Linked DNA regions of Homo sapiens: regions 2, 3, 4 and 5 are each linked to region 1. Evidence: chromatin contacts called from ENCODE Hi-C data. All regions are on one chromosome and are shown on one strand. Each heading gives the region's core, a stretch centred on a gene start or an enhancer-like site at or near the end of the contact. The rest is flanking DNA. Distances are from core to core; before and after follow the strand shown.

Evidence for each region. A loop is a pair of places that touch in the nucleus more often than their neighbours do. Pooled maps may share reads with other maps.
Region 2: a loop to region 1 is called in a map of naive thymus-derived CD4-positive, alpha-beta T cell, with 31 times the contacts of the local background. The contact joins the promoter of SUMO3 here to the promoter of LINC01694 in region 1. A Hi-C loop is called at or near these places in 1 of 168 maps with a recorded cell type or tissue (naive thymus-derived CD4-positive, alpha-beta T cell), 4 of 37 single-sample maps with no recorded cell type and 9 of 50 pooled maps.
Region 3: a map of naive thymus-derived CD4-positive, alpha-beta T cell shows a loop between it and region 1 (12-fold over the local background). The contact joins the promoter of PCNT here to the promoter of LINC01694 in region 1. A Hi-C loop is called at or near these places in 1 of 168 maps with a recorded cell type or tissue (naive thymus-derived CD4-positive, alpha-beta T cell), 2 of 37 single-sample maps with no recorded cell type and 6 of 50 pooled maps.
Region 4: a loop to region 1 is called in a pooled map, with 5 times the contacts of the local background. The contact joins the enhancer-like site here to the promoter of LINC01694 in region 1. A Hi-C loop is called at or near these places in 1 of 168 maps with a recorded cell type or tissue (ovary), 1 of 37 single-sample maps with no recorded cell type and 5 of 50 pooled maps.
Region 5: a loop to region 1 is called in a pooled map, with 8 times the contacts of the local background. The contact joins the promoter of LSS here to the promoter of LINC01694 in region 1. A Hi-C loop is called at or near these places in 1 of 37 single-sample maps with no recorded cell type and 6 of 50 pooled maps.

The regions. Positions count from the first base shown.
Region 1 is chr21:45,590,216-45,595,969 of GRCh38, forward strand. It overlaps LINC01694 (long intergenic non-protein coding RNA 1694), which reads left to right and starts at 3,439. Exons shown (of 2, transcript NR_146912.1): 1 at 3,439-3,493. All of the region lies in intron 1 of LOC107985485 (a long non-coding RNA gene), which reads right to left. RefSeq lists silencers at 197-266, 307-456, 467-956 and an enhancer at 5,494-5,754.
Region 2 is chr21:44,815,702-44,821,455 of GRCh38, forward strand. SUMO3 (small ubiquitin like modifier 3) reads right to left here and starts at 2,361. Exons shown (of 4, transcript NM_006936.3): 1 at 2,247-2,361. The coding sequence starts at 2,267. RefSeq lists an enhancer at 1-213 and silencers at 1,893-2,092, 2,273-2,852, 2,873-2,972.
Region 3 is chr21:46,320,601-46,326,354 of GRCh38, forward strand. PCNT (pericentrin) reads left to right here and starts at 3,556. Exons shown (of 47, transcript NM_006031.6): 1 at 3,556-3,682. The coding sequence starts at 3,629. It overlaps C21orf58 (chromosome 21 open reading frame 58), which reads right to left and starts at 3,270. Exons shown (of 8, transcript NM_058180.5): 1 at 2,039-3,270. The coding sequence starts at 2,138. LOC128092249 reads left to right here and starts at 5,688. Exons shown (of 1, transcript NM_001414902.1): 1 at 5,688-5,754. The coding sequence starts at 5,688. RefSeq lists silencers at 545-807, 3,289-3,618, 3,889-4,348 and an enhancer at 2,799-2,938.
Region 4 is chr21:44,921,740-44,927,493 of GRCh38, forward strand. ITGB2-AS1 (ITGB2 antisense RNA 1) reads left to right here. Exons shown (of 3, transcript NR_038316.1): 2 at 5,129-5,265. It also overlaps a transcript of ITGB2 not described here. Among named protein-coding and RNA genes, the nearest start is that of ITGB2-AS1, 3.6 kb to the left of the region's middle. RefSeq lists enhancers at 4,269-5,158, 5,159-5,754, 5,391-5,754. Within about 2 kb of position 3,477, at least 7 of the 41 ENCODE cell types and tissues checked have a DNase peak (open chromatin) inside an H3K27ac peak, as active enhancers do.
Region 5 is chr21:46,225,402-46,231,155 of GRCh38, forward strand. LSS (lanosterol synthase) reads right to left here and starts at 3,373. Exons shown (of 22, transcript NM_002340.6): 1 at 3,331-3,373; 2 at 3,033-3,198; 3 at 2,151-2,289. The coding sequence starts at 3,344. MCM3AP-AS1 (MCM3AP antisense RNA 1) reads left to right here and starts at 3,830. Exons shown (of 4, transcript NR_110565.1): 1 at 3,830-3,865; 2 at 4,926-5,126. RefSeq lists enhancers at 2,628-2,697, 3,414-3,708 and silencers at 3,128-3,177, 3,238-3,407, 3,418-3,677, 3,738-4,177.

The DNA.
Region 1 (5,754 bases), core at 2,189-4,688:
TGGGGAGAGAGAAGGAGTCTCACCGTCCTGGACCAGTCGGAACCACAGAGGCCGCTCCGGGTCCGGGGGCGACTTCCGAGTGGGGGAAGGAGGCCGGAGGGCGCGCGGCCGAGCCCAGACCCAGCAGAGCGCGCGGCCGCCCGCTCCCAGGTTTCCCTCCATCTCGGCCCCGGCCGCCTCTGAGGTTCTGGACCAAGCCCAGTGCCCGCTGCCCGCAGAAGGCCTCACTCTGGAGCCGGCGGGGAGGGCGGGGACGCGGCTGTCCAGAGCTCCGTGCCCGCCCCGGGAGTTCGAAGGGTGCTGGGGCCGAGGGGAAGGCTCTGGTCGGCGGCGTCAGCGGCAGCTCCCAGACGACCTAGGACTGCAAAGGGCCCAGGACGGGGGGCGGGGCGGAGACAGGAGGCGGGGCGGAGGCATGGGGGCGGAGACATGAAGGGGCGGGGCTGGGGCGGGGCTGAGGCAGGAGGGGCGGGGCTGAGGCAGGAGGGGCGGGGCTGAGGCAGGAGGGGCGGGGCAGAGCCTGAGACACCCCGCCCCGCCCCCCACCTCCACCTCGAGCCCGCCCCTCTCCCAGGCTCCTGCTCCAGGGCGAACCCGGGGGTCCTCTCCCATGGCTCTGTGGGGGACCCCGGGGAGGTCGCCCTGGCACGGGACACTGTCGCGGGGTAGGACCCGAGAGGGTCTGGGGCGGTCAGGCTTCATCCTGAGCACCGCCCGGGTGCAGGGAGCGCTGGGTGCTGGGTAAGCGCGCGCCTGCGGGAGAGGCGGAGGCGGGGGCGGGGGCGGGGGCGGCAGGGAGCCCCTGGGCACCCACGGCGGGCGAGGCGGCGGCTTCCACTCCCAGGGAGCGGGGGTTTCGCGCAGGGGACGGCGCCCGGCTTGAAATTTAGGAAATTCCGGTGTCCCGCCCGCGCAAGAGGCGCTGGAGCATTTCCAGGTCGTTATAGGGCCCGGCCGCGTGGGGACCCCGGGGCAGATGCGCACCAAGCCTGGGACGCGCCTCCCAGGCCCTGCCCGAGAAACCCTTGCATGCGTGGGCACACACACAGAGATACACACAACACTCCATATGGACACACACACACACACAGATACACATAACACTCCATATGGACACCCACACACACTCCACATAGACACACACAACACTCCACATAGACACACACATAGATACACACCACTCCACATAAGACACACACACAGATACATACCACTCCGCATAGGCACACACACACATACACAGGTACACACAACACTCCATATGGACACACACACAGAGATACATACTACACATAGACACACACCATGCACAAACCACACACACATGCAACACTCCACAGACATACACACAGATACACAGATACACCACGCCACATAGACACACCATCACACCACACACACAAAACACATCACATAGAGACACACACCACACACATACAAGATGCCACATAGATACACCACACACAAACCACACACACACACCTCATAGACACACAAACCATGCACACTATGCACAAACCACACACACGCATACATACCCACAACACACCACATACACACCATGCATACCACACCCACACTCCACATAGACACACAAACCACGCACACATACATACACACAACACACCATATGCACAAATCACGCACCAGCCACACACACAACAGGCCACATAGACACACACAACACGCACACCACACACACAAAACACTCCACATCGACACACAACTCACGCACAAACCACACACACACAACATGCCACATAGGCACACACACCACGCACACCACACACACACAAAACACTCCATGTCGACACACAAATCACACACAAACCACACACACAAAACACTCCACATAGACACACATACCATGCACACCACCCACACACAAAAAAACACACCACATAGACGTGTTAGGTAGTTAGACACACATCAGCAGCTGGGAGAGGGTAAAAAGGAGAACAGAGAAGCTGTCATTAAGCCCCTGGCCCACCTAAGTTCAGCCCCGAGCCCGCCCTAACTCCACCATGAGGGACGGAGTTTGAAGTGAAACCTGTGGCCAGCATGTCCTGTGGAAGGGGAAACCAGGGCACAGGTAGAAATCCCTAGAGCAGCATGTGCCCAGTGACCTAAAACTGTAATAACATTTACATGTGGCCCCCCCACACTGGGCTTTTCTTAATGAATTATGGGTAAAAATATGCACAGTTTAATTTTAGCTGTGTCACCATAAGCTGCCAAATGACATCAGCCTGTCACTCAGCCCAAACCTCAGCTACTTCTCACACCCCACAGAAGCACCTTGAGCTCTGTAACCAGGTGCTGATGTCACTTCTCAGAAATCAGCCTGCACACCCTCTGAGACAGTATTACTGGAAATTTCAATCAACCTTGTTTTAAGCTTACATTTTGGTGTTTGCAGTTCTTTGCTCACTGTCACAAGAACCCAGATTGCTGGTTCAGAGCTCTGGCTCTGTGGATCTTGTCGGTTAAAAAATCCATCCGAACACAGAATTCTCGGTAACACACACACAATACACCAGGTGGACATACAACACACACATGCACAAGGATGTTCACGATGACAGTGCTTGAAATAGAGGAAAACAATGCGTCCACATTTCCGTCAGTCAACCGTGGCCCGCCTATGGCCACCCGTCCATAGGGTCTGGATGAGGTCAAACGGGGGCCCCGTCAACAGCACAAGAAAATCATCAGCCAATTTTGCTTGGGAACAAGGGTGCAAAAATCTAAACTTACAGAAATCACTACACAAATCTGACAGTGATTTAAAGATAACACCCGGTGATCAGATAGGAGTGCAGGAGTGCAGAGCGGGCTGACAGGGAAACCTGCGCCTGTTGAGGCAGGAAAATTGGGTCTGGAGGCAGGGAGCATAAGGCAGTTCACACTTCAGCTACCACAGGAAATATCCTCTCCATAGGGCATGGGCCAAGTAAATGACTTTGTAACTTCACTTCATCCTCTCCAGTTACATAGGGTGTACCCCCAAGAAGCCCCATGGCGCCATCACTCCACGGCCCCATCACCCCACGGCCCCGTCGCCCCACGGCCTCGTCGCCCCACAGCCCCGTCGCCCCACGGTCCCATCACCCCATGGCCCCGTCATTTCAGCACTGGCGGCTGCTCTGCCCTGGGATGCGCCTGTCACGTGCAGTGATTTAAACATCAGTGAGGTGATTGATTCAAATACTGCGTACTCTTGCTAGTATTTTCCTTGCATGCTGATATGGTTTGGCTGTGTCCCCACCTAAATCCCAACTTGAATTGTATCTCCCAGAATTCCCACGTGTTGTGGGAGGGACCCAGGGGGAGGTAATTGAATCACGGGGACCGGTCTTTCCTGTGCTATTCTCGCCAGAGTGAATAAATCTCACGAGATCTGATGGGCCTATCAGGGGTTTCTGCTTTTGCTTCTTCCTCATTTTCTCTTGCTGCCGCCATGATTCTGAGGCCTCCCCAGCCATGTGGAACTGTAAGTCCAATTAAACCTTTTTTTCTTCCCAATCTCGGGTATGTCTTTGTCAGCGGCATGAAAAGGGACTAATACACATGCTTTATTGGTGACCAGGAGATGTTTTAAATTTTTCTATATGATTGTGGATTTCTCTTCTTCTTTCTTGGACTCTGCAACTTTGTTTTCTGTAGTTTGAGGCTGGCATCTTCCCGTGGGCTGGGCCCCATGCCACCAGCTGACCCTGGTCTGCTGAGCTCCTTGCCCGTGGTTCCTCTGCTTGGTGTTAATGCAGCCACCCCAGCTTTCCAGACCTCCCTTTCCATTTATCTTTCTGTGGCCTTACATTGAGGGTGTGTCTCCTGCAGGATCCAGTGTATCTTTATCTTTGAATTGAACTTTCTGGTTCTTTTGTTTTGATTCCATTATCTGCGTTTGAATTCTGGCATTATGAATTGTTTTCTGTTTTTCCTACTTGTTCCCTGTTCCTTCTTCTCCTCGTGGCTTCGATTATTTTTTATTCCATGTTTATCCTCTCTTAGCCTGCCAGTTATGAATTACTGTTCATTCAGTAGTTATCCATGTTAAAGTCCAGTGTAAATTCTTCCTGCTATCTCTTACCAGACCACCAAAGATTTACATCACCCCTTTATTCCATCCCACCCTTTGTTCTGTTGTTCTTATGTATTTTAACTCTACTTGCATGTCAAACTCTGGAAATCACTATTGTTATTATTTTCTTTTTCATTTTTTCGGGTCTTGCTCTGTCACCCAGGCTGGAGTGCAGTGGCACCGTCACAGGTCACTGCAGTCTCCAACTCCCAGGCTCTACCAATCCTCCCACCTCAGCCTCCCCAGTAGCCAGTACTACAGGCATACACAACCATGCAGTCTAATTTTTTAAAATTTTTGGTAGAGACAGCGTCTTGCTGTGTTGCCCAGGCTGGTCTCAAACTCCTGGGCTCAAGTGATCCTCCTGCCTCTGCCTCCTAAAGTGCTGAAATTGCAGGTGTGAGCCCCCGTGCCGGACACATTATCATTATTTTCTACCATGTATGCGTCTCTTTATTCACTTCCCTTTCCCGGGTCTGCGTTCCTTCCTTTATCCCCAAGCTCCCACCCCACCCTGGGGGGTCATTTCCTTTCCACCCTAAGAGCCCCTCATCATGGGTGCCGGTCTCTGGGTGGTCACTCCCCGGCCCGTCCGGGGTCACCTCCCTCCCACTCCCCTGCCTGCCTGGGGCCACCTCCCTCCACTCCACTGCTCATCCAGGGTCACCTTCCTCCACTCCCTTGCCTGCCTGGGGTCACCTCCCTCCCACTCCCCTGCCTGCCTGGGGTCACCTCCCTCCCACTCCCCTGCCTGCCTGGGGCCACCTCCCTCCACTCCTCTGCAGCTTCTCTGCATTGCTTCTTCTCCTTCACCTTTTTTGGTTGATTTTCATCTTGTACCCTTGGCATTTTTGGTTGAGTGACAGATGTTCATAGGACAGGTCTCAGGCCACCAGTGGTGCCGTCTCCAGGGAGCCGAGTGGCGCTCGCTCCTGTGGTCACCCAGGGAGGGAGGCCCTTGTGACCCAACTGCAGACTCTGGGAGGGTGGGGTCAGGCTGATTCCCCTTCAGGGTTCCCACCAACAGCTGAGGGGCTTCTCGGGGCCCCTTTGTTTCCTTTGGCCCCATGAGTGCTGAGAGCTGAGTCCGGCTCCCATGGCTCAGCTCAGCTTTTGCTTCCCCAGTTATTGGTCAGCCCGGATCCACGCCGCCCCAAGCATCAGCCCATCATCCTTACTTTCCCCGTCTTTCAGACCTTGGCCCCCAAAATTGTCACTGCTTTAGGAGTTCTTCATTGATTTCGAACAGACATTTTAAGATAGTTTTTTCTAGCTTGTGTTGTGTTTTTAATGGGAGAGTTGGTCAGCGTCTGCTGGAACAGAGCTACGCCTATGGAACCGTAGACTTGTTCGTGCTTTATTGTAAGTTTCAGTCGCTCCTGTGTGCATGTGTGCATGTGCCTGGTGTGTGTGTCTTTGCATGTGTGTGCTCACATCTACATGTGCGTCTGCACATGTGCATCTGTGCATGTGTCCGTCTGTCTGCATGTATCTGTGCATGTGTGTGCACATGTGCATGTGTGTGATCTGAGGCATCTTCCCATGACTGCTGCTTTCTGCTCCAGTTGCTCCTGGCTGAGCATCAGTGCAGCATCAGTGCACCCCCTCAGCACCTGGACACCACTCCAGAGACTTCTGAGCAGAGGCTGACAGCGCAGGGGGGCTTACTA
Region 2 (5,754 bases), core at 1,111-3,610, 780 kb before region 1:
CCCCACAGGGTAATGGCTGCAGCCCCGGGGGGAATGGCTGCAGCCCCGGGAGAGGCTGGGGCAGGGCAGGGCCGGCCACAGTGCCTCTGCTCCAAACAGAATGACGATCTGTCCCAGACCCCTGGTGAATTCCTAATAAGCAAGTGAACTCGTGAGTTAAAAAGTGAAGCCCTAAAAACATGGGCCTCAGTTTGCTACAGTCAATCCTCCACCTCAGCTATCCAGGGAAGTCAGAACCATTCTCCTGCCTGACCTAAAAGCTCTTCTTTCCAGCACCACCGGGCCCCAGAGTCCACCTCTTCCCCTTCGTCAGAGCCCCAGAGGGCAGAGCTGCTCCCACATGGGCTCAGAGGGGACCCACCAGAAGCGGGGCCTGTGAGGTGGCAGCCACTCAGTCATTCTGGAATTAAACAAGTGTTTTCAACGGAACTGGAGCCTGAGATTGACCACATGGCAGAGCTAAGTGTAAATACTGCTGAGAAAATTAATATCATATGTATTTTATTACATTTACTCTTCATTAAGAGGAAGCCACCTACAAAAACATAAAGGACATTTATATTTGACCTAGTTTTAACAAGTATTTAAATATTCAAACAACCCCAGAGTGGGAGAACTTTGACTTCACTGGAGTCAAAATGTAAAAAGCAAAGGTCACCCCAAATGCCATCTGGATAGGGCAGGTTTCCCTGGAGTCTGACCACAGCAAGCAGAGTGCAGACTTCCATAGAGGCCGCGACCATGGTTCCTGACGGTTCCATCCCACTTCCCGCCAGTGTCTGGCACTGAGCCTCCACCCTCATCTGTAAAGGGAGGGTGGTCACCTCCAGGACCAGGCCAGTATCAGAGACAGCCTCTTTACAGAGCCTTCAGCTCTAGTCATCTTCCACTGGGATGTAACATAGAGGCCGACAGTGCACACCAAGGGCTTCGGAAAGGTTCTCTTTTTATGAACACTGGAGAATGCGACTACAGACCCTCCCGAGAAGGAATGGCCAGTGCACCTGAATGCAGGGTGCATACCCCAGGACTGAGACTGGAGGGAGGCACACCCCAGCATGGCAATGGGGGAGACTAAAGCCCACCCAAGGCTGGATAAGGAGGGGTGGGCGCGCATGGTGGGGGAGGCGCAATGCAGAGAAGTGGGCGCACACCGTGGGGCGTGATAGGGAGGGGTGGGCACACACTATAGGGGGCGTGATGGGGAGGGGTGGGCGCACATCGTGGAGGGGGTGATGGGGAGGGGTGGACGCACACTGGGGGTGTGATGGAAAGGGGGACGCGATGGATAGGGGTGGGCGCACACTGGGGGACGCGACGGGGAGGGGTGAGCACACACTGGGGGTGTGATGGAGAGGGCGACGCAATAGGGAGGGGTGGGCGCACACCAGGGACGCGATGATGGGGACGGGTGGGCGCACACCAGGTGGCATGATGGGGAGGAGTGGGTACACACCATGGGGGGCGTGATGGGGAGGCGTGGGCGTACACCGGGGGGCGCGATGGGGAGGGGTGGGCGCACACCGGGGGACGCGATGGAGGCGGTGGGTGCACACGGGGCGCGATGGGTGGGAGTAGGTGCACACTGAGGGCACGATTGGGGAGACACGAAGGAGAGGGGTGGGCGCACACTGGGGGACGCGATGGCCGGGACACGATGCGGAGAAGTGGGTGAATACCGGGGTCGCGATGGGCGCCCTGGAAGGACGGCAGTGCTGCTCACAGGGGCCAGGCCCCTCAGAGCGCGCCCCTTGGGGGTAACCCCAGACGCTTGTTCCCGAGCCGACTCCGTGCACTCGACACAGGATCCCGCACCCAGGGCGATGCCGGGGGAGAGGGCGACCCCAACCAGCAATGACTCAGGAGAGGAGCACGCAAAGACGCTTCGGGGACACTGCTGGGGCGGGATCCGAGGGCGCCGCGCTCTGCAGGAGCAGCAGCGCGGGGCCCGACACCGGGCGCTCAAGGAGGCGCTGGGCGCGCGCCTTCCCAGCTGGGGAGGAGACGGGCGTGGAGCGGAGGCGTGGCCAGGCCCGGAGGGGGCGGAGCTCGCGGCACAGCGCGCTTCGCGGGGGCAGAGGGGGCGCACCTTGGGCGGGCCCACTTAGGGGCGGGGCTCTAGAGGGCGGGGAGGGGCGGAGCCTGTCAGGGGCGGGACGCGGGGCGGAGTCGGGGTGGGGGCGGAGCCGGGCTGGGGGCGGGACGCCCGCGATAGACGCGCGTGCAGGCGGGGTCGCCGCGCTTACCTTGGGCTTCTCCTCGGACATGGCTGCGCGAGCGGCGCGGGGAGGCGGCGCGGGGGAAGCAGCGCGGAGCGGGCGAGTCACGCTCTCGGCCCCGCCGCTCTCCCGCCGCAACTGTGCGCGGGGCCGCGCTTTATCCCCCAAATCCCGGCGCACCCGTTGGCCGGCACGGGGGTCACGTGGCTGCGCGCGTTCACGAGGCGCGCTCCCCGGGGCGTCGGGCGCGCGCAGGCCGGGCCGCGGCTCTGGGCGGTTGGAGATGCGTCACGGGGCGGGTCCCGCGCGACCCCGTCGGGCGCGGAAGCCCTAGGGCGCTGTGGGGCGCGGGCCAGGAGCGTTTACGGGGAGCCCGGGCCCTGGGGACCCTTGCCCGCCTCCCCGCGTCGCCCGGGCCCCGACTCCTTTCCTGGGGGCCGCGTTCCTGGGGCGCCGGGAAGTGAGGCCGGGGCCGCCGCCCATGGCCGCAGGGACCTGGGGCGGAGGAGGGAGGACGCTGGGGGTGACGTTCCCTCTCAGGAGCCGCGGACAGAGCGGAGAAGGCGGCCCGCGGGGTCCCGTCCGCGGGGGCCGCGCGAATCGGGCCAGCACCCTAGACGATTGGGGGCGCCACCCGCCTCCCTGCCGCCGCGGTTTCCTGTCAGCCCCAGGCCGGGCTCCTTTGGCCAACGCTCCTACGGGGCTGCCCCGGGCCCTCCACACCCGTCCTCAAGAAGACCCGTTTTACCTGTGAAGAAACTGAGGCACTGGGAGGTCAAACCACCCCCAGGTCAGCGCTGGTGAGCGGCGCCGAGCTTGGCCAGGCCGCCACGTCGGCGAGCGCGGGCAAACCCAGGCTGGACGCCGCCAGTGCCGGCGGAACGGGGACCTCGTGGACGCGGGAAACGCGCTGGGCCGGCAGGACGGCCTCCCCGGACTTGCGGGCGCCATTCCTGGGGTGCCTGGCCCGCCCCGGCCTCCATGTCTGTGATCCCAGGGCCTCGGATGGAACGGACCTGAGGGCGGACACCCCTGCGTCCCTCAGGAGTGCCCGGGTGGTGCCAGCCGGGGCGTGGCGGAGGTCTCATCTGATGGTGAGCCCGGCCGAAGGCGGGGGAGGCCGCACTTCAGGCTCAGCTGGGAAATGGCAGGGCCTGGATTTGAACCTAAGCGTCTGAGCCGTTTCTGTCCTGCCTGGGAAAGGCTCAGCCAACTGAGCAACGTCGCAAAGCCATGGAGACAAGTCTTCATGGACCATAACTTCACAAACCGTCTTCTACTCAAAAATTCACTTTCTTGGCTAGAGCCCCCACTTAGGAGGGGGAAGGCTGCTGAAGTCTTTCGGGGAGAGGGTCTGAGAGTCAGCCCCAGTCCCAGGCAGGTCATAAGGTGTGGTCCCTTCCTTCTGGAACCTGGAGCCCAGGGCCTCAGCAGAGGATGTGGAGGTGGGTGGCCAGCTCAGACGGTCCTGGGAGGGGGCTCCGCAACCAGCCCCTTCCGAGGGGACGTGGCGCCTCAGAGCCCACAGATTGCTGGCCCTGGAAGTGCCCTAGGGCAGGCAGGGTTCAGAGAGTTATCGACTCCAAGACACCGTTAATCATAAAACAACACGACCGTAGGTAGCACAGACACACTAAACTCCGGCAGGCTGTGGATGACGGCAGCCCGCTTCAGTGTTGTGGAAGTGAGAAACACGCAGCTTAGAAATCATGAGACACAGAACCCAAATGTGTTACCGCTCGAAATTACGCCAGTTGCTGTGTCACGAAGTGATGCGTGACTACAGTCATGGATAAGGGAAAAAGAGGCTCAGATGACATTAGGTTTTAAAAAGCCAGGCTATAAGACAATGGTGGTCTGAATTCAATTCATGCTGTGTCTGTCTCCCACACTGTGACCTGCCCCGAATCCTTCATGTGACAGCAAAGATGCAAAAAGGCTCTGTCGCAGCTGTGGGGACACAAAGGACACCGCTGGTGGACCGAACGCCAAGAGGTTTCTGAAGGACACAGCCAAAGGGGATCGAATGGACGGAGGAACCAGAGCTCAGGAAAAACCGTGGCCTACCACGAGCACAGGGTAAAGAACCCAAATGGCCAGAGCCCCTCCGGAGGGTCGCCACACCTGGCGATGGTCCCAACAAGAAGACTCATGAGAAGGCAGGGAACTGGCAAATGAGTAACAGCATTGCTGACATGAAAGCTCGACCCACATGTGACTAGGAGAGGGGTCCTGGCTGAGGACGCAAAGAACTGCGAGACAAAGTCACAGGACTCTCCCATGATGGAGAAGTTAAGAGAGGAAAGGTCAGGGCTGGGCTGGGTGGCTCATGCCTGTAATCCCAGCACTTTGGGATGCTGAGGCTGGTGGATTACAAGGTCAGGAGTTCGAGACCAGCCTGGTCAACATGGTGAAACCCCGTCTCCACAAAAAAATTAGCCGGGCCTGGTGGCGCATGCCTGTAATCCCAGCTGCTTGGGAGGCTGAGGCAGGAGAATCGCTTAAACCCAGGAGGCAGAGGTTGCAGTGAGCTAAGATCGTGCCGCTGCACTCCAGCCTGGGCAACAGGGTGAGACTCCATTTCAAAAAAAAAGAAAAGAGAGAGGGAAGGTTGGAAGGCCGAGACACCGGGCATCAGTACAGGAAGGGCTACGTCCACCTGACAGGAGCTGCAGGAGAAGGTGGAAAAAAGGAAACCAGGACAAAATCAAAGACAGAATTGGAGAAAATATCTCTGAGGCCAGGCACGGTGGCTCACGCTTGTAATCCCAGCACTTTGGGAGGCTGAGGCAGGCGGATCACCTGAGGTCAGGAGTTTGAGACCAGCCTGAGCAACATGGTGAAACCCCATCTCTACTAAAAATACAAGAATTAGCTGAGTGTGGTTGTGTGTGCCTGTAATTCTGGCTCCTTGGAAGCCTGAGGCTGGAGAATCAGCTTGAACTCAGGAGGCAGAAGCTGCAGTGAGCCAAGGTCGCACCACTGCACTCCAGCCTGGGCAACAGGGCAAGACCCTATCTCAAAGAAAAAGTAAAAATAAGAAATTTCTCTGAACTAAAGAAATATTTGACTCCATAAATGGAAAGGGCCCCTGAGTATCCAATGGCTGAGTGAGAAGACTGACACAGATGCTTGGCATGTGAGGAGAAATCCCTGAGGCGTTCAGAGACGTTTCTACTTACAGTTAGGGAGGACTGGTTGCCTCAGACAAACCCAACAAAAATAGCCCAAAAATCAGTATAAAATATTCTTTAAATCTGTTTAAGGCTATCAGCTACCAAAAGAAGTCTTTCTGTGAGGGGCAAAGACCTTCCCCCACCTCAAAAAGAAAAGGGAAGAGTTTTTTTCCTTTGAGGCACTTGGTGATTAGTATCCTGTGTTAGCCTAGACTTCCATAAAAACATACAGACCGGGGGCCGGACGCGGTGGCTCACGCCGGTAATCCCAGCACTTTGAGAGGCTGAGCCAGGCAGATCACCTGAGGTCAGGAGTTTGAGACCAGCCTGAACAACATGGAGGAACCCCATCTCTACTA
Region 3 (5,754 bases), core at 2,306-4,805, 730 kb after region 1:
AGACATAAACAAGACACTCTTACTATCAGTCCTTACCAGAGTACTCTATGGCCATGAAAAGAGCAGAACACCACCAGGTCAAAGTGGCCGTTTTACAGACAGTCTTGCTGTCACTTGTGAGAAGCCCTCCACATCTGCTGCTGCAGGCTCTGCCCACATCAGAGATGCTTCCTTGCCAGATTCTCCTTTTCGTTGAACTGGTTAACTTTTTTTCCTCTCCTCTTTCTCTTGATGTGGAATGTTTATAACATTTATGCAGTGGTCAAGTATACTATTATGTATGGTTTGTAATACTGACTGACTTAAGGAGAGACTTGAGCCTGTGTGCCCACAGCTGTGACTGCCAAGTGAATGGGAAGCACTAAGAATTGCCTCCTCGGGATCTCTAGTAGTATACATAACATGCTCCAGAGGGCATGGATTTGTCAGACTTTTTTTTTAAATAGGGTTTTTAAGAACAGTTTTAGATTTAGAGTAATTGAGAAGATAGTACATGGAGATCCCACATACCACATGTGTGGCTTCCCCTCTTATTAACATCTTACCTTAGTGTGCTACATATGTTATATATATATATATTTTTTTTGAGACAGAGTCTCGCTGCGACGCCCAGGCTAGAGTGCAATGGTGCAATCTTGGCTCACTGCAACCTCTGCTTCCCAGTTTCAAGCGATTCTTCTGCCTCAGCCTCTCGAGTAGCTGGGACTACAGGTACGTGCCATCATGCCCAGCTAATTTTTGAGTGAAAGCCAGTGCACCTGGCCCATTTGTTATGATTAATGAACCAATATTGAGACACAAGTAACTGAAGTCCACACTTTGACAGTTTCCTTAGGTTTGCCTCATGTCCCTAATGTGGTATCCATCAGAACACCCCATTACATTGAGTTATGTGTCTTTAGGCTCCTTCTCAGACTTTCCTCGTTTTTGATGACCTTGACAGTTTCGAAGAGTACTGGGCAGATATTTTGAAGAATGTCCCTCAATTAAAATGTGTCTATTATCTCCTGGTTAGACTGGGACTGCAGGTTACAGAAAGGAAGCATCTAGGGGTGAAGTGCCACTGTCACCCCATCACATCAGGGACACACACTGTCACCTCGACTATAACTGTGAGGCTGACCTGCGTCACTTGGCTGAGGTGGAGTCTGCCAGTTTTCTCCACAATAAAGTGGCTCTTTCCCTCCTTTTCTTTATTGCACTCTTTGGGAGGAAGTGGCTATGTGTGGTCTACACTTAAGGAGAGGGGAGTTACGTTTCCCTCCTTGAGGGTGAGTATCTACAAAATTTATCTGGGCAGCTTTTTTTTTTTTTTTTTTTTGAGTTAGGGTCTCAGTCTGTCACCCAGGTTGGAGTGCAGTGGTTGCCTGGCCTTGACAGCTTTTTAATAGTTTAAAATGAATTGAGGCTGGGCGAGGTTGCTCATGCCTGTAACTCCAGCACTTTGAGAGGCCAAGGCAGGTGGATCACTTGAGCCCAGGAGTTCAAGACCAGCCTGGGCAACACAGTGAGACCCTGTGTCTACTAAAAATACAAAAATTAGCTGGGCATGGTGGTGTGCCTGTAATTCCAGCTGCTCAGGAGGCTGACATGGAGAATCACCTGAGCCCGGGGAAGTTGAGGCTGCAATGAGCGGTGGTCTCACCACTGCACTCTAGCCTGTGTGACAGACTGAGACCCTGCCTATAAAAAAGAAAAGAAAAAAGAACTGAAATAAGACCCAAGTCCAACATTAGCAGAACCTCTCTAGGATGTCCACAGAAACGACTCTGGGGTTCTGAGGAACACAGTCTAGGCAAACCTGGGCACATCCCCTCAGTCCCACAGTTGTAAATGTATTGTAACACGTAACAGTTGTGAGATTCAGGCGCGGTCTGGGTCTCTGTTCCTGGAAAGTGTGATCCTGTGGGTGCAGCCCCTGCTCGCTTGGCTGTGTTGCCTGCCTGGCCCCTGCTCTAATGAGCCCACTGCCCAGAGTTTGCTCAAACCACCCAATTCCGAGTCTGGGAACCAGGAGACCGCTGGACACCCCGCTCACCACACAGAAGACTGTGGCCTGAGTCAGGAGAAGGAAGTTTCTGGCGGTCGAGCTTCCACGGCTTCCTGAGGGAGGTTGCAGGGAGCCGAGATCGCGCCATTGCGCTATAGCCTGGGCGTCGCAGCGAGACTGTCTCAAAAAAAGAAAAAAAATTCTGAGCGAGATTCCAGGGCTTCCTGAGGGCGCGTTTAAGTTGCAGTTGCTGAGGAGGCTGCAAGGTGAGCTTGCGTCAGCGAGGAGCCACTCCAGCACGCTCGGGAAGGGCATCGTTACTGCTGCAAACAAGCACACGGCCCTCCACGACGAACCTTTTGCAAGTGAAGGCGCACGAACAGGCCCGGAGGACTACAAAGAAACCCAGAAACCAGACTTGGACACATGAAATAAAGGGGTTAGCTGAAGGAATACTCCACAGTTAAGGACGGCCTGCGCGAGGTCACCGGCCCTGTCTTGGTTTTTTGCCACTTCGCTCCAGTTAGTTTCCCAAGTTCCACCTACGCGCGCGCCAGCTGAGAAAACGCCCACCCCGGCGGTCCCGCCACAGGTCACAGGCGGTGCGGACCCCGGGACTGTGTCCGGGCTTCGGTGTCCAGAGAGCTCCAAGACACCCAAACCTTCCGTGGTTTCCACCTCTGCAAGCTTATGTTCCGCTGAGCTCAAGCTGAGGGACGACGACCTCATGCGACGTCAGTTTCCCCCTGGGACCACGAACCCACGGCCCCATTTCTCTTCTGTCTACTAAAAACCTTTTCTTTTCTTTTTTTTTTGAGACCTAAGACATCAGTGAGACACACGAGCAGACACGGGCTCGGTCGGGAAAGGCGGGAGCTCCAAGCGGCGGGGCCTGCAGGTCCAGGCGGTTCGCGGGCTTTCTGACCGCATTCGGCCGAGTTCTTCTCTGAAGACCCAGGACCCCCGGCCGAGGGGGCGCATTCGGCGGGCTGGTGGCGTAGGATTTTGTTTCGGGTTCCCAGGGTCCCGGCAAGGGTGAGGGAGCCCTTGCGGATCCCCTGAGATCCACCTCAGCAGCCTCCTCCGTGGTAGGCCTCAACTTCCCGCGGCGGCCCACAGCCAACGACTAATGCCTGAGCGGGAGAAAACGGCCTGGCCCTGTCCGGGTGGTTGCTGAGCACCGTTCGGCGCCGCCCGCGCCTGCAGGGAGCCCGGCCCGCTGTCCTGGTGGACACAAAGCCCAGGGGCCGCCCGCGCGGGACCAGCAGCGCGAACTTTTTGCCGCTCGGCCAGCCTGGCAGGGGATTTTAAAATCGGCCAATCACAGCGGGCGCCAGGCCTCCGCTTTCCGCTTACTGGTCCTGCCGTAGGAGGCGGGTACGTGAGCGCACCAATCTGTGGCCGGCGAGCGTAAAGGGCGGGGCTCCGCCCAGGCTGCACCGCCCAGAGCGCGCGTGCGCGAGACCGGAAACGCAGCCCCCTGATTGGCGGCGCGTGTCGGGGGCGGGGCCGCGGCTGCGTGACAGTTGTCGCGGGGGGAGGGCGAGCCCAAGCGCGGGGGAGGGAGTGTAAATAGAGCGAAGGCTGCTCTGTGTCAGCCCCGTCACCGCCGGGCGGCCCGCGCGGAGTCTGAGGGAGATGGAAGTTGAGCAAGAGCAGCGGCGCAGAAAGGTGGAGGCCGGGAGGACGAAGGTAAACATTAGGGGCTTCTTCTCTAGCTGCTCTGGCGTGAAGTCCTAAGGGCGGCTCCGGTGCCCGCCACCGCCCCCTGCCAGGAGAGGACGCGGTCCGGCGGAAGCCGCCGCGGAGGTCTCGCTTTTTCCCGCCGGCTCCGCTGGAAGCCGCCTCCTGGCCGCCGCCATCTTGAATCCGCCGCTCTCCGCCAGGTCCCGCCCCCGCCGCGGCCACAGCCAATCAGCGGCCGGGACGCGCGGCGCCTCTCGGGCGGGCCGGGGCGGGGCTGCGCCTGCGTCGGGGGGGGTGGGGCGCGGGCTGGGCGCGGTGCACGCCGGGGCGGGGTGTGGCTGCAGGGCGGGGCTACAGGGGCGTGGCGTGGCTGCACGGAGGGGGTGGGGCGCGGCAGGCGCTGGACCCCAGGCTGGATCTTCCAGTGGCTCCCGCGTCCTCCGGGACCGGGTGGCCTGGGGCGGGCGGCCGGTATTCGGGTGGCTGCTTGGTCTAGGGCCAGTTTCCTGCGCGGCCGGGGCCGGGGGCGTGGCGCGGGTGGCCTGCAGCGCCTCCCCAGGGTGCGCCTTCGCCTCGTCCGTCGGAGATGCTTTCCCCGCGCGTTTCTCGCGGCGTTGCAGTCCTTACTGTGTGAAAGGCCCCCGCGGCGCTCCCGGCCGCCGTCTTCTTCCCGCGCCCTTGGGCTCGCGTCCTGCCCGTCCGGGCCTGGCGTACGCTGCCGGGAACCCACGCGGCGCTGGCGCCGGGCGCCTTCAAGGGACGCGCTCCCGTCTTTCTCCCGCCCCGGGTTTCTCCGTGAAAAAGCGCTCGGTTTGATGGCCACTGTCCTAGGTTTCGTGGGAATAAAGCGCGCAGAGCCCATGACTCGGGGGCAGGAGAAAGGGAGTCCCGAAAGCGCGAGGCGGAACCGCGGGAGCAGGCCGGCCTCTGCGAGGTGCGCGCCGCTCCCCCCCAGGATGTTCTGGCTGGGGTGCTGGGGAAGAGCGGGGCTCCCGGGCACGGCGGACAGGGGACGCGGGGCTAGGCCGGGGAAGGGCTGAGGCGGGCAGGAGGGGAAGGGGAGCCCGGAGCCTGCAGGGAGCTGCGAACAGGAGCAGAGCTCCCAGGAGGGTGGAGGGGGGAGGGAGGGACAAGACGCCGCCTGTAGGGCGACGCAGGCCGCAGACCAGGTCTGTGCTATATCCCGACATGGATAGGTGTGGTGGAGGAGGACATGAAAATAAACGACATGAGGTTGACTTTGAAGGAAATATTTCCTTGAGAGACCATTTTCTTGTGTAAATGGCCTTGTGTAATTTTTCTGGGTCCATGAGCTTGTGTACTTGTGTTATCATTTACACAAATGTGTGTTCCATGCGTTTGTTTTTGTGGCCACAGTTGTCTTTTGAGGGAACAGATGTCTCCCCGTGAAAGGCTGATGTGGGATCGATCGCATACCTCTTGAGTAAGACGTTAGCGGGAGATGAGGCTCGCACATAGTCTCAAACTCTCGGATTTGAGGACTGAGCAGAGCTAGGCTGTGCCTTCTGATGGGCGATGCTCTGTGGATGTCCCTGGTGCTTTGGTGAGCTGTGTCATGAAAAATAGAACATCTGATTCCATAAAGGAAGATGTGAGATTGACCTGGCTTAATTAATTTTTTGCTATTTCTGTATCTTGTCTCAGAATCTATGGCTAGGAAGTTTTGGCTGGGCTATATATTTCTTCAGTTGGGGGAAAATTGGGGCAAGAAGGGAGAGATTTAGCTTTTATATCATTTTAAAACTTAAATATGCCTTGATTAAGCTATCAATCTTTTATACAAATTTTTTTTAAAGTTTTATTTTTCTGTAAACTGCCAAGGGCTAGGAAAGCTATTCTGCCAATCAGCCGTATGGTTTTCTTTACCAGGCATAATTAGCAGTCCTCATTGTTAGACCCCTTGGATATAGATATTGATGAAGGCAGTGTTTGTGGAGAGCCATCTGTTGGCCAGGTGTGGCAGAGTAGACTGGGTCAGCCCTCGGGCCTCATGGTCCCCACCAGTCTGTTGACTTTGTGGTTCTGTTATTTTTTTCTCACTTACCTTTGCCTTTACT
Region 4 (5,754 bases), core at 2,227-4,726, 670 kb before region 1:
AGACAGAGTTTTGCTTTTGTCACCCAGGCTGGAGTGCAGTGGCGTGATCTCAGCTCACTGCAACCTCTGCCTCCCGGGTTCAAGCAATTCTCCTGCCTCAGCCTCCCAAGTAGCTGGGATTACAGGCACATGTACCACCACGCCTGGGTAATTTTTGTATTCTTAGTAGAGACAGGGTTTCACTATGTTGACCAGGCTGGTCTTGAACTCCTGGCTTCAAGTGATCCATCCACCTCTGCCTTCCAAAGTGCTGGGATTACTGGCGTGAGCCATGGCTCCCGGCTCCTAAACTCTGTTTTAAAGATGTCTTGCAGAAATAGACATGAAGAAATCCATGAGAAATACAAGAGCAGATGATACAAAGTTGGGCAAAGAAATAAGTAAAAATTATGATGTCATAACCTGTTGATTTAAAAAATAGTGGTAAGAATATTAACGCTGTGAAACAAAACGCCTAGAGGACTGGGTTGGGAGGGGCCAGGGAGCACATTGCCGTTCCATCCTATCTGGGGAGGAATATAGATGCTTGTCAGTGGGCATTTTGATAGAAAATATCTAAGTATATATGCTAACAATTCAAGAGTCTCCTTAAGAATAAAAATAGCATGTATATACCTGAAAAAAAATATGACAAATCTTTATTTTGGGCATGGTGGCTCAAACTTGTAATCCCAGCACTTTGGGAGGCCGAGGTGGGAGGATCACTTGAGCCCAGGAGTTCGAGACCAGCCTAGGCAACATTTGGAGACCCAGACCCTCATCTCTACAAAAAAATTTTCTAAGAATTCGCCAGGCATGGTAGCACGCGATATGGTCCAGGCTACTTGGGAGGCTGAGGTGGGAGAATTGCTTGAGCCCAAGAGGTTGAGGCTACGGTGAACCATGCTTACACCACTGCACTCCAGTCTGGGTAACTGAGAAAAAAAAAAAAAAAAAAAGGCAAATCCTTTAAAAGAAAAAAGTAAGGGAAAATAGAACAAACAAGAAAGGTAAATAAAAACCAAACAATAAAACATTGGGAATAATTTCAAACCCATCAGGAATCACAGCACCTGTGAATGGGTTACATTTTCTTGTTTTAAATCAACAAGGTCTTGCGTTGGGTTTTAGAAATAAAGAGACAAAACAAGTTCCAATGAAATGTTCTCTGTCAAGGGTATCTTCTCATTACAGACTTAGCCTAGAAAATAATGAAGAAGGACAGAAAGAGAATACCATTCTACTACACCCGCTGATGACTTAAAGTAAGCAATGACCCTCGCTGCGAACGTCACGGACGCAGCAGACGTTATGCACACACCTTTAATGAATTAGTCTTGATGAAATAACAATAGAAATCAAGAAAAATAGAAAGAACAAATGTTACTATTGAGCCTGAATCAGGTCGAACTTTTTAGATCTACAAAGAAGCATCAGGAGGGTGTGTTAGATGACATCGTAGGGATGCAATTAGCAAAATCCAGGCTGAAGAAACCCTCACAAGGCAAACAGCACAGTACAAGAGGAGAGACGAAGGGAGAGAGACCCTTTAGATTAAGAGATTTAATCTCTTAATAGAACCAATTGCAATGCATGGACCATATTTTAAAATCATTGTTAATTGTTTTAAGTGTGACAATGGTTTGTGGTTATGTTAAAAAGTCCCCATCTTTTAGAGTTACATGTTGAAATATTTGCAGATGGTGCAGTATAATGTTTCAGATTTATTTCCCAATAAAGAGGGGTGGGTTGGGTTGGGGGAGAGTCGGGAGAGGTGTTGATACAACAAGATCACCTGTGAGTTGATTATTTTTGAAGCCACTGTTGGGGACATGGGGCTTCACTAATCTATTCTCTCTACTTCTGTAGATGTGTGAAATTTTTTGTAGTAAGATTAAAAAAACATTTCAAGGAAGTGTAAAGTTATTATTTCGCGGGTATAAAGTTCCCGTTTTGCAAGATGAAATGGTTTTGGAGAAGTTGGTGGTGATGGTTGCACAGTACTAAGTGTCCTTAATGCCACGGAAATGCATAACTTCAAATGGTTAAAATGGTGAATTTATGTTATGTATATTTTATCACAATTAAAAAGTAAAAAGTGTAAGAAAGGCTCTCTATCAGATAAACTGTTAAAAGAGAACACTGAAGGCTGAAAATAAAGAAACGGAAAATACACGTATGTGCTAGAAAATACTAACGAAGATATCGTGTAACATCAAAAAGATAGAAATCAAAGCAAAATGCATCAAATGGACAAAGGAAGATGTAGCCAATGAGAGTCAGAATCCACAGACAGTTCAGCAGCCATAATCCTTTGTGTGCCGAACTTCAAAATATATAAAACAAAGACTGACAAATATATAAGCAAACTGACACAGCCCCAAACAGCAAATATCTCTAACAGATCTCTCTCAGAAATAAACACATCAGGCCAGTCGCGGTGGCTCACACCTGCAATCCCAGCACTTTGGGAGGCTGATGTGAGCGGATCACCTGAGGTTAGGAGTTCAAGACCAGCCTGGCCAACATGGCAAAACCCTGTCTCTACTAAAAATACAAAAATTAGCTGGGCATGGTGGCGCATGCCTGTAATCCCAGCTACTTGGGAGGCTGAGGCAGGAGAATCACTCAAACCTAGGAGGCAGAGGTTGCAGTGAGCCGAGATTGTGCCACTGCATTCCAGCCTGGGTGATGAGAAGGAAACTCTTACTCAAAAACAAAAACAACAACAAACAAACAAGAAAAAATCAAATAGAAATGCAAATTTGGCAGGTAGAGAATTTGAGGAACGTAACCATTCGTCTCCAACTTAAACACAATTATGTTACAAAGTGGGACAATGATAAACACATAATTACTAGACCACAAGGGAAATAACCACATATTCTAAAGCACAAAGACCATAAGGAGGCCAAATTCACGGACACAATTGAATGAAATTAGATGCTGTCCAAAGGATGGCATGAAAGAAAAAAAACAGCACTCCTGAAAAGTGGACCCAAATATAGCCTAGATCACATACATCCATGGTGCCACACTCACGCTACGGGGTAATGAATAAGAGCCCTTGAAGTGCTGCTCTGAAGCCTCGTGACCCACAGATCCGTAACACTGAGATTCTTCTGAAAAGCAAAATGTAGAAGGAGGCATTGAAGAATAACATGCACCTCGTCCCTGCAGACCCACACACCCCTAGAGCAGGACAGTGGTTACCCCTGAAGACAGAGAAGGCTACGGGCCTGGGAGATGGAAGCAGAGGGCTTCAAAGTTCTATTGTAGAGTTTTCTTTACTAAAAAGGAAGAAAAAGTTCTGGGCAAGTCAGGCAACATGTTAAGATTTGGTAAGATGAGAGGTAGCTGTTTGGGGATTGGTACTAGTGCTCTCCATGCTGTTCTGTATTCTTAAAATAGTTTATATCTTTTTTTTTTTTTTAAAGGAGCTAGGAGGAAGTGACTGCAAATGAGCAGAAGGATCTTTCAGGGGGTGGAAATGCTCTGAAATTAGATTGTGGTGATGATTGCACAATTCCGTAAATTTTCTTTTTGTTGCTGTTGTTTCTTTCTTTCTTTTTTTAATAGAGACTAGGTCTCGCTACGTTGCCAAGGCTATGGTGAGCCAAGATCACACCACTGCACTCCAGCCTGGGTGACAGAGTAAGATCCTGTCAGAAAGAAAGAAAGGAAGAAGGAAGGGAGGGAGGGAGGGAAGGAAGGAAGGAAGGAAGGAAGGAAGGAAGGAAGGAAGGAAGGAAGGAAGGAAGGAAAAAGAAAAGAAAAAATAAAAACTGAACTCACATGAGAACCACAGCCCACAAGAGGCAGGTCTGGACTTGTGGTCTAACCCTAACCAGACTGACTGCTAGCAAAACAAAAAGATCATTGTTGTCCAGAGGATTTTAGTAGAATCCAGAGTCTTATTAAATAATATTCAAAATGTCCATGATACAACCCAAAAGTACTCAAACAGCAACAAAGAAAACCTTGAGAACTTGTAAGAGAAAAGATAACTAATAGATGCCAACTCCGAGATAATCCCAATGCTGAAATGATCACACGGAGCATTAAAACAGCTGTTAGAGGCCGGGCGCGGGGGCTCACGCCTGTAATCCCAGCACTTTTGGAGGCCGAGGCGGGTGGATCACGAGGTCAGGAGTTCGAGACCATCCTGGCTAACATGGTGAAACCTCGTCTCTACTAAAAATACAACAACAACAAAAATAAATCAATAAAAATAAAATTAGCTGGGCATGGTGGCGGGTGCCTGTAGTCCCAGCTACTTGGGAGGCTGAGGCAGGAAAATGGTGTGAACCTGGGAGGCGGAGCTTGCAGTGAGCCAAGATCGTGCCACTGCACTCCAGCCTGGACAACAGAGCGAGACTCCGTCTCAAAAAATATATATACAATAAATAAATAAATTAATTAATTAATTAAATAAAGGCTGGTGGAGGGAGTGAAGGGGAGGGGCTAGGGACCGTGGGGCTTCCCAGAGCCGTGACCTTGCTATGGGGGGACCCAGACCTCCATTCCGGGGACTCACTCAGCACTCATCTTACTATCCCCCATCTGATGTGCCTGTTGCACAAGGCTGGAAGTCAGAGGCTGTGCACGTTTTTCTTTGTGGAGACAAGTGAGTAATTGGTGCGTTTAGTGTAAAAATATCAGGTGTGGCTGCACGGAGTGAAAAATCACAGGCTCCACGGAGCCGGGAGGCCTGCTGCCCTGCCCTCTTGCTTTGATGAGGAAATGGCGACCGCAGAAGGAAATGTAGCAGCACCGGCAACCGGCATCCGTGGGGCCACGCCGGGCTGCTTCCCAGGGCCCTCCAGCCAAGCAGCCACAGGAAAGAGTAGATGTTGATCCCAAGCTAGGACTGAGGAGTCCGTCCCTAAGAGCCGAGGGAGTCAGGTGGGCGAAACTGGCCGCATGTCTGGGTACAACTGCTCAGGGTTTCTCATCTGCTGAATCACCAAGCTAGGTTCTGAAGCCAGGCGTGAGTGAGCAGGACTGGAGCAGGATTCTGGGAACAATCTTTTCCCTCCAGTCAGCCCAGAAATTCCATTTGCAGTCACTTTCACTTATGTATTCCAGAAAACTACCTGCTGTCATCAGGGGTTGGTTGGTTGAGCCTTTCCCTGTGCTTGCCTGGCAGACCTGCGTGCTCTGAGGCTGCCCGACCCTGAGCTCCAGAACAGACCATCGAGTTCAGGAGACAAGCATGTCAGCCATGACACAAGGCAGATGAGAGGGACCCCCAGCGTCCACACGTGGAGGCAGCGGGGGCAGCCGGTGAGCATAGATGGGGAAGGAGATTCAGAGCCTGAGGGCTGCTCTCCTGCCCTCCCATCCTGGACACTGGCCTGGGCCCCCCAGCTTCCCTTCGCCCAGCTTCCACCCCCATAACACACAACCCCAGAGCTTGGGAAGGAGGTCTCTCTGTGACAGGTGGGATTCTGGAAGTTTCCACGGAGGAGACCCCATAGGAGCAGGGTTTGAAGGTCAAGAAAGATGCTAAGGATGGAGAGGGCCAGTGGGGAGAGGGTGGTTCCAGGCTCACTTCACAGAGGTGCTTGGGGAGCTGCAATATTTTGGCAGCACCAAGGGAAGAGTCAGGTCAGTGAGGTTCATAAGGGATGAGAAAGGAGTCTAACCAGCCCTGGAGACCCCTGGGGTCTGGCCCCACAGGGAGATGTCCAAGTGGCAGAAAGTCCCTTCCTGCCTGGAGAGCACCCCCACGAGGACCCTGGGGCCACCCGGGAACCGCTGCTCCCTCCCAGT
Region 5 (5,754 bases), core at 2,123-4,622, 640 kb after region 1:
GCGTCAGTGTCAAGGAAAAACACCCGCTACTTAGCATACCGGGAAAGGGAATCTCCCTTTCCCCGGGGGAGTTTAGAGAAGACTCTACTCCTCCACCTCTTGTGGACGGCCTGACATCAGTCAGGCCCACCCGCAGTTATCCGGAGGCCTAACCATCTCCCTGTGATGCTGTGCTTCAGTGGTCACGCTCCTAGTCCACTTTCATGTTCCACCCTGTACACCTGGCTCTGCCTTTTAGATAACAGTAGCAAAATTAGTGAAAGTACTAAAAGTCTCTGATATGCAGAAATAATGGCATAAGCTGTCTCTCTCTCTCTCTCTCCCACTCTCTGCCTCGGCTGCCAGGCAGGGAAGAGCCCACTGTCCAGTGGACACGTGACCCATGTGACCTTACCTATCATTGGAGATGGCTCACACTCCTTACCCTGCCCCTTTGTCTTGTATCCAATAAATATCAGCGCAGCCTGGCATTCAGGGCCACTACCGGTTTCCACGTCTTGGTGGTAGTGGTCCCCCGGGCCCAGCTGTCTTTTCTTTCATCTCTCTGTCTTGTGTCTTTATTTCTACAATCTCTCATCTCCGCACACAGGGAGAAAAACCTACCGACCCTGTGGGGCTGGACCCTACAGGAGGCTGAGGCAGGAGAATCACTTGGACCCAGGAGGCAGAGGCTGCAACGAGCCAAAATTGTGCCATTGCACTCCAGCCTGGGGAACAAGAGCGAACGCTGTCTCAAAAAAAAAAAAAAAATACAAAAAAACTCCAACTCACAGCCAGCCCACAGGAAGGGTCCCAGCCAGCTAAGCCCAGAGCCAAAGCAGCAAGAACAAACAACACAGTAATCCCCACTGACCAAGCACCACTGCATGCCTGACACTGTGCACATGACCAAACCTGATTCCAATCCTGTCACAGGTCAGGCTACAGAGGCAAAGTGGGGCTGACCCATCTCCTGACCAACTCTATGTCATTGCCTTACCACGAGCCCTGAGAACAGTCTAAACAGGCCCTGATGGGGCCAAGGGAAGAAGAGCACCTTGACTTCCCCTAAGGACAGGCCCTCAAATCCCAGGACAGAAAAACTCAATGCTGTACAGTCCAGGTGGCAGCAGGGCTAGAAGTCAAAGCAGAGATGGGGATCCCAGTGCTCCTCCTGCTAGTCTGGTTACCTGGAATAAATGTGCCTCAGCTTTCTAATGTATCTCATTAGGCTTATTCTAAGGACTAAAAGAAGAACAGGCCTTGAGCAGGGCTTGGCCTACAGTAAACACCATGGAACTGTTTTTAACGTTAAAGGCCAACTCTTCCCAAACTAACATATAAGCCTATTGCAACTTCATTTCAAGTCTGGGACAAAATCAGGATAAAGGCAATTTGGATGAGTAAATGAATAGACACAGGTAAGAGATGTTTTAAAAAGAAAGGCAACAAAGGTATATAAGGACTTTCTATCTATTACAAAGTCAGCGTAGTAAAAGAAAATGATGTATCAGTAAGAGTTATCACAGAAACAAAACCTATTTATGTAGGAATTCACGTCATTGAAACAATGTGATTACAAGTCACTAGGGAAAAAAGTCCTATTGCATAAATTCATAGGAGGGAATTTCCCATTTTACAAGGCTGAGGATTTCTGTAGAGAAACACTCCCAGGATGCAAAATAGTCTTGTGTAGCCAAATCAGTTCAATACCCAGGCAGTCCAACTGCTATGCTCCTCCTACTCACCAGCCTGAACCTGAAGCTCTCCTGCAATAGCCCCGAGGAAGTTCACAGCAGATATCAGCTCCCCACCCACCACTCTGCCCACCTACAGCCCCTTGGCATAGGCTGGGCCTTCCACCTGGAATGTCCATCCCATCCTGTACTGAGACTTCAAAGCCCACCTTCCTCCTCCCTCAAGGCAACACAGAGCCCTAGAGAACCACTTGCTTCTCTTATCAGAGAGCCTGTCACCCTACACTGGCAAGGCTAGCTGATCCCCTAGACCAATAGCAGGACGACTCTGACATAGGGCAGAGTTTGCCAGCCCTTTTCTTGTGAGCCCCTGGATTTTCACCTGCTTCATCAAAACCCTAGACCAGGCTGGGCCAGGATCCCAAGGGTGATCCAGGGTGGCCATACCATCAGGCTGGGGCAGCATACTCCTACCTGGCAGGAGGAAAAGTGGGCCACCATAATCACCCGTCCAGTGCCCATCCTCAGCCTGCAGCCCCACGTAAAATGTCATCCCGTTCAGAGCCCCCTCAAAGGCGGTGTGGGCTTTGGGCAAGTCCTTAAAGTAATTCTTCTGCAAAGAGATCGAAAAAAAAAAAAAGAGATAGCTGACGGGACTGTTGCCCGGCCAGAGGAACCCTCTTCACATACAGCCCAAGTCAAAACAGTGAATGTAAATTACTTTAAAAGTTTCAGCTGTTTCCATCAAAAGTCTGAAACTCTTTGATGAGAGCATCACACCTCAGCAAAGTAAAAGAACAGCTGCACATTTTCGTTGCTTTATTTGCCAGTCATGTATTCTTCACAACTTCTCCAAGATGTCTGGAATAAACCAGGCACCCAGACTGTAGGGTGGGGCACGGGTGCCGACCTGGGCCTGGGACTCGGGCCTCTCAAAGAGGGCCCAAGGGGCGGCACAGCCTTTCCCTCGGTGGCCGGGGCTCGGCAGGAGACCCTGTTTACACTGCAGACTCTGACGACCAAAATCTCTTACAATGCACACAACTAAGACAGTGGATCCAAACACTTTTTGTGAATAAAAACAAAGTTACAACTATCTTTGCAACTCTCCTATAAGTCAAAAATTATCTCAAAATAAGGTGCTAAAAAATAAAACATTAGGAGTCTCCTATGCGTGGTTTAGAGATGAAGGGGCTGAAGCGGAGGGGCCCGCGAACGCAGTTCCCGTGGGCGCTCGCCTTGGGGATGGGCGTCGCTGGCCGGGTCCTCCCACCCGCCTTTCTGAGAGAAAACGTGCTCCTCACGGCTCACCCCTCAGGGTCCCGAGCTCGCTGACGCTCCGCGGAAGCAACTTACGGTGTCCAGCCCCAGGGCGTAGGCTTCCAGGCCGGTCTGCTCGCGGCCGGCGCGCTCGTCCTGCAGGTAGGTCCACGTCTGCCGGCCCCTCTCGCAGTTGAGTCGCCAGCGGCCGAGGTCGGTGGCGGGCTCGGTCTTGTAGGGGCCCCCTCGGCGCCGCAGACACCTGAGGACCACCGGCCATCAGCGACCCAGGCCCCGCCCCAACGCCGGCCGCCGGCCCACTGCCCCAGTCGCGCTCTCCTCAGCACCTAGGACCACCCCGCATTCGTCAGGAGCCCGGGGCGAGGGGACTCACGTGCCCTCCGTCATTGCTGCTGCAGTGCTCTACGCCGCCCACTGCCAGCTGCCAGATGTCCGCACCCGGGACCTGCCGCCCAGCCCCGCCCCTCCCGCCCCTCCCGCCCCTCCCGCCCCTCCCGCGCGCACTACGCAGGCGCAGGCCTCGGCAGGCGCTCAGGCTTAGGTGGGCCGACGCCCACGCAACCAATCAGAGCGCCGCGAGCGTGACCCCGGGGTGTGCCAGGCGACCACAGTGGTGGAGCGCTTGGTGCCCCATGCGGCGTGGGGCGGGGCCTGAGGGAGCGGGGATGGTGGGTGAAGGCGACGGGACGGGGGAGGCGGGTGGGGCCTTATTGGCGGGGCATGAGGGGCGGGGCTGGTGGGTGGGGAGGTGGGGGCGGGGCTGGTGGGTGGGGAGGTGGGGGCGGGGCCTGGTGGGTGCGGGTGGGGGCGGGGCTGGTGGGTGGGGCCGAAGGGCGGGGGCGGGGCCTCTCGCGCGCCCTCTAGAGGCTTGCGTCCCGGGAGCCCGGCCTCGTGCGCCGCGCTTTGAGGTGAGCCTCTCTGAGAAATTTGTGAGGAGGGTCCAGCCGCGGGTCGGAAGGAAGGACGTGGGGAGCGAGGCTCGAGCGAGCGACAGCGAGTGCGAAGGTCGGGTGGCAGGGAATTGCTCTCGCGCTGCAGGATTTGCCCGGACGCCGGGGCCGGGGGTGGGGGCGGGAGGCCGCCCTGAGGTGAGGTGGGCGCGGGCCGTCGGCTCCAGTGCGAGACCAGGGGGAGGGCGGGGCGGAGCGGAGGAGCCGAGGGCGCCGCCGGCGTCCCTGGGAAGCTGAGCGCCGCGTAGCTTCGCCGGGGGGAGTGGGGTAGGCGCGGTGAGGCCGTGGGCCCCCACACCTGGCGGACCACAGGGGCCAGAAGCCCTGGAGCCCCGCCAGGGAAGGGCTGCGTCGCTGGCCAGGACCGAGCGCGGTAGAGCCTCAGCTGCTCACGGGGTCGCTGGAGTTGGGGGTGGCCCCAGGAGAAATTAAAGGTGAAAAGCCTTAGCAGCAGAGGGAAGAGGAAGATGGAGGCAGAGCGAGTGACCGAACTTGGAAGGGACAGCCGGGCGCAACAGGGCAGGGGGCGTCTGACTGTTGGAAACATGGCTGACGTCTGGAGGCTGCAGCCAGTGGTCCGTAAGTCAGGTCAAGGACCCACAGAAGACCCCAGCATGTCTTCACCTGGCCCACAGAAGCCCTGACATCCAGTTACAACTGCCCCAGCCTAGTGAGCATTTCGGCACCCACTCCTCAATTCCTACCCCCAGCCTAACTTCGAAGGGGCGGTGAGCCACAGCAAGCCGGAGGAGAAAGTTGGAAGAGAGAGTGGACAAAAGAATACCCACAGGCACCTTCCCCACAGTGGAATAGCGGGGTTTTAGACAATCAAGGATAATCACCTCTTCCTATCCCAGTTCAGAAACGGATGAAAAAGACACAGCAATAAGATGGGTGGGTATCAAAATATCAGCTTTGCCACAAATTAAAAACCTAGCTTGAAGGACAAGGCTTAAATCTGCAAGCAAGAGGGCAAGCTACTAAATCACCCGTTAAGTCAGACAAACATATCCCCCAGCCTCTAGGCCATGAAACTGCCTCACCAAGCACTATGCAATTGAGTGCCCACCAGAAGACACCCCTCCAGTCAACCCACAGACCCCAGAAAGAGTACCCAGAGGAGCCTGAGCACACTCCACCCTATCTGTTCTCTGAAATTCAATCAAATGAGTCACTCTACTTCTCTGGAAGCAGAAAGAGGCTGGAAGTTTTTCTCCAGGTAAGTTCCTCCATGTAGAAACATGAAGAATAGGGATAAGGGGCTTCAGCCTGGATGGAATCTCACACTGAACCTGGCAAAGCTAGGTGAGGGAAGAGGTTTCAACTGGATAAGAGTTTGAGTTTTGATATCTTAATGGACTGGACTTTTTATGAGTAAAATAATCCGCTCTTTTTAATGTCTGAAAGAAAAGAAAAAGCTGTAAACTACGTCTGAGAATTGACACAGTTAAGCTTCTAGGGGCAGTCATGAGAAAAAACACTGTTCCTATCTGCTTACATACTACTGCATCCAGCTTATTCATTAAGCCAGATACAGAAGGCTCTGAGGATTTTGGCCTCAACAACTGGGTATATGGTGGTGGTCATTTACTAAAATAGAGGTGTCTTTTATTTATTTAGTGACAGGATCTCAGTCTGTCACCCAGGTGGGAATGCAGTGGCACAATCATTAGCTCACTGCAGCCTCAAATTCCAGGGCTAAGTGATCTTCCGGGCTCAGCCTCCTGAATAGCTGGGACTACAGGCGTGTGCCACCACACCTGGCTGATTTTTTTAAAGTTTGGTAGAGACACGGGGTCTCGCTATGTTGCCCAGGATGGTCTCAAACTCCTGGCCACAAGGAATCC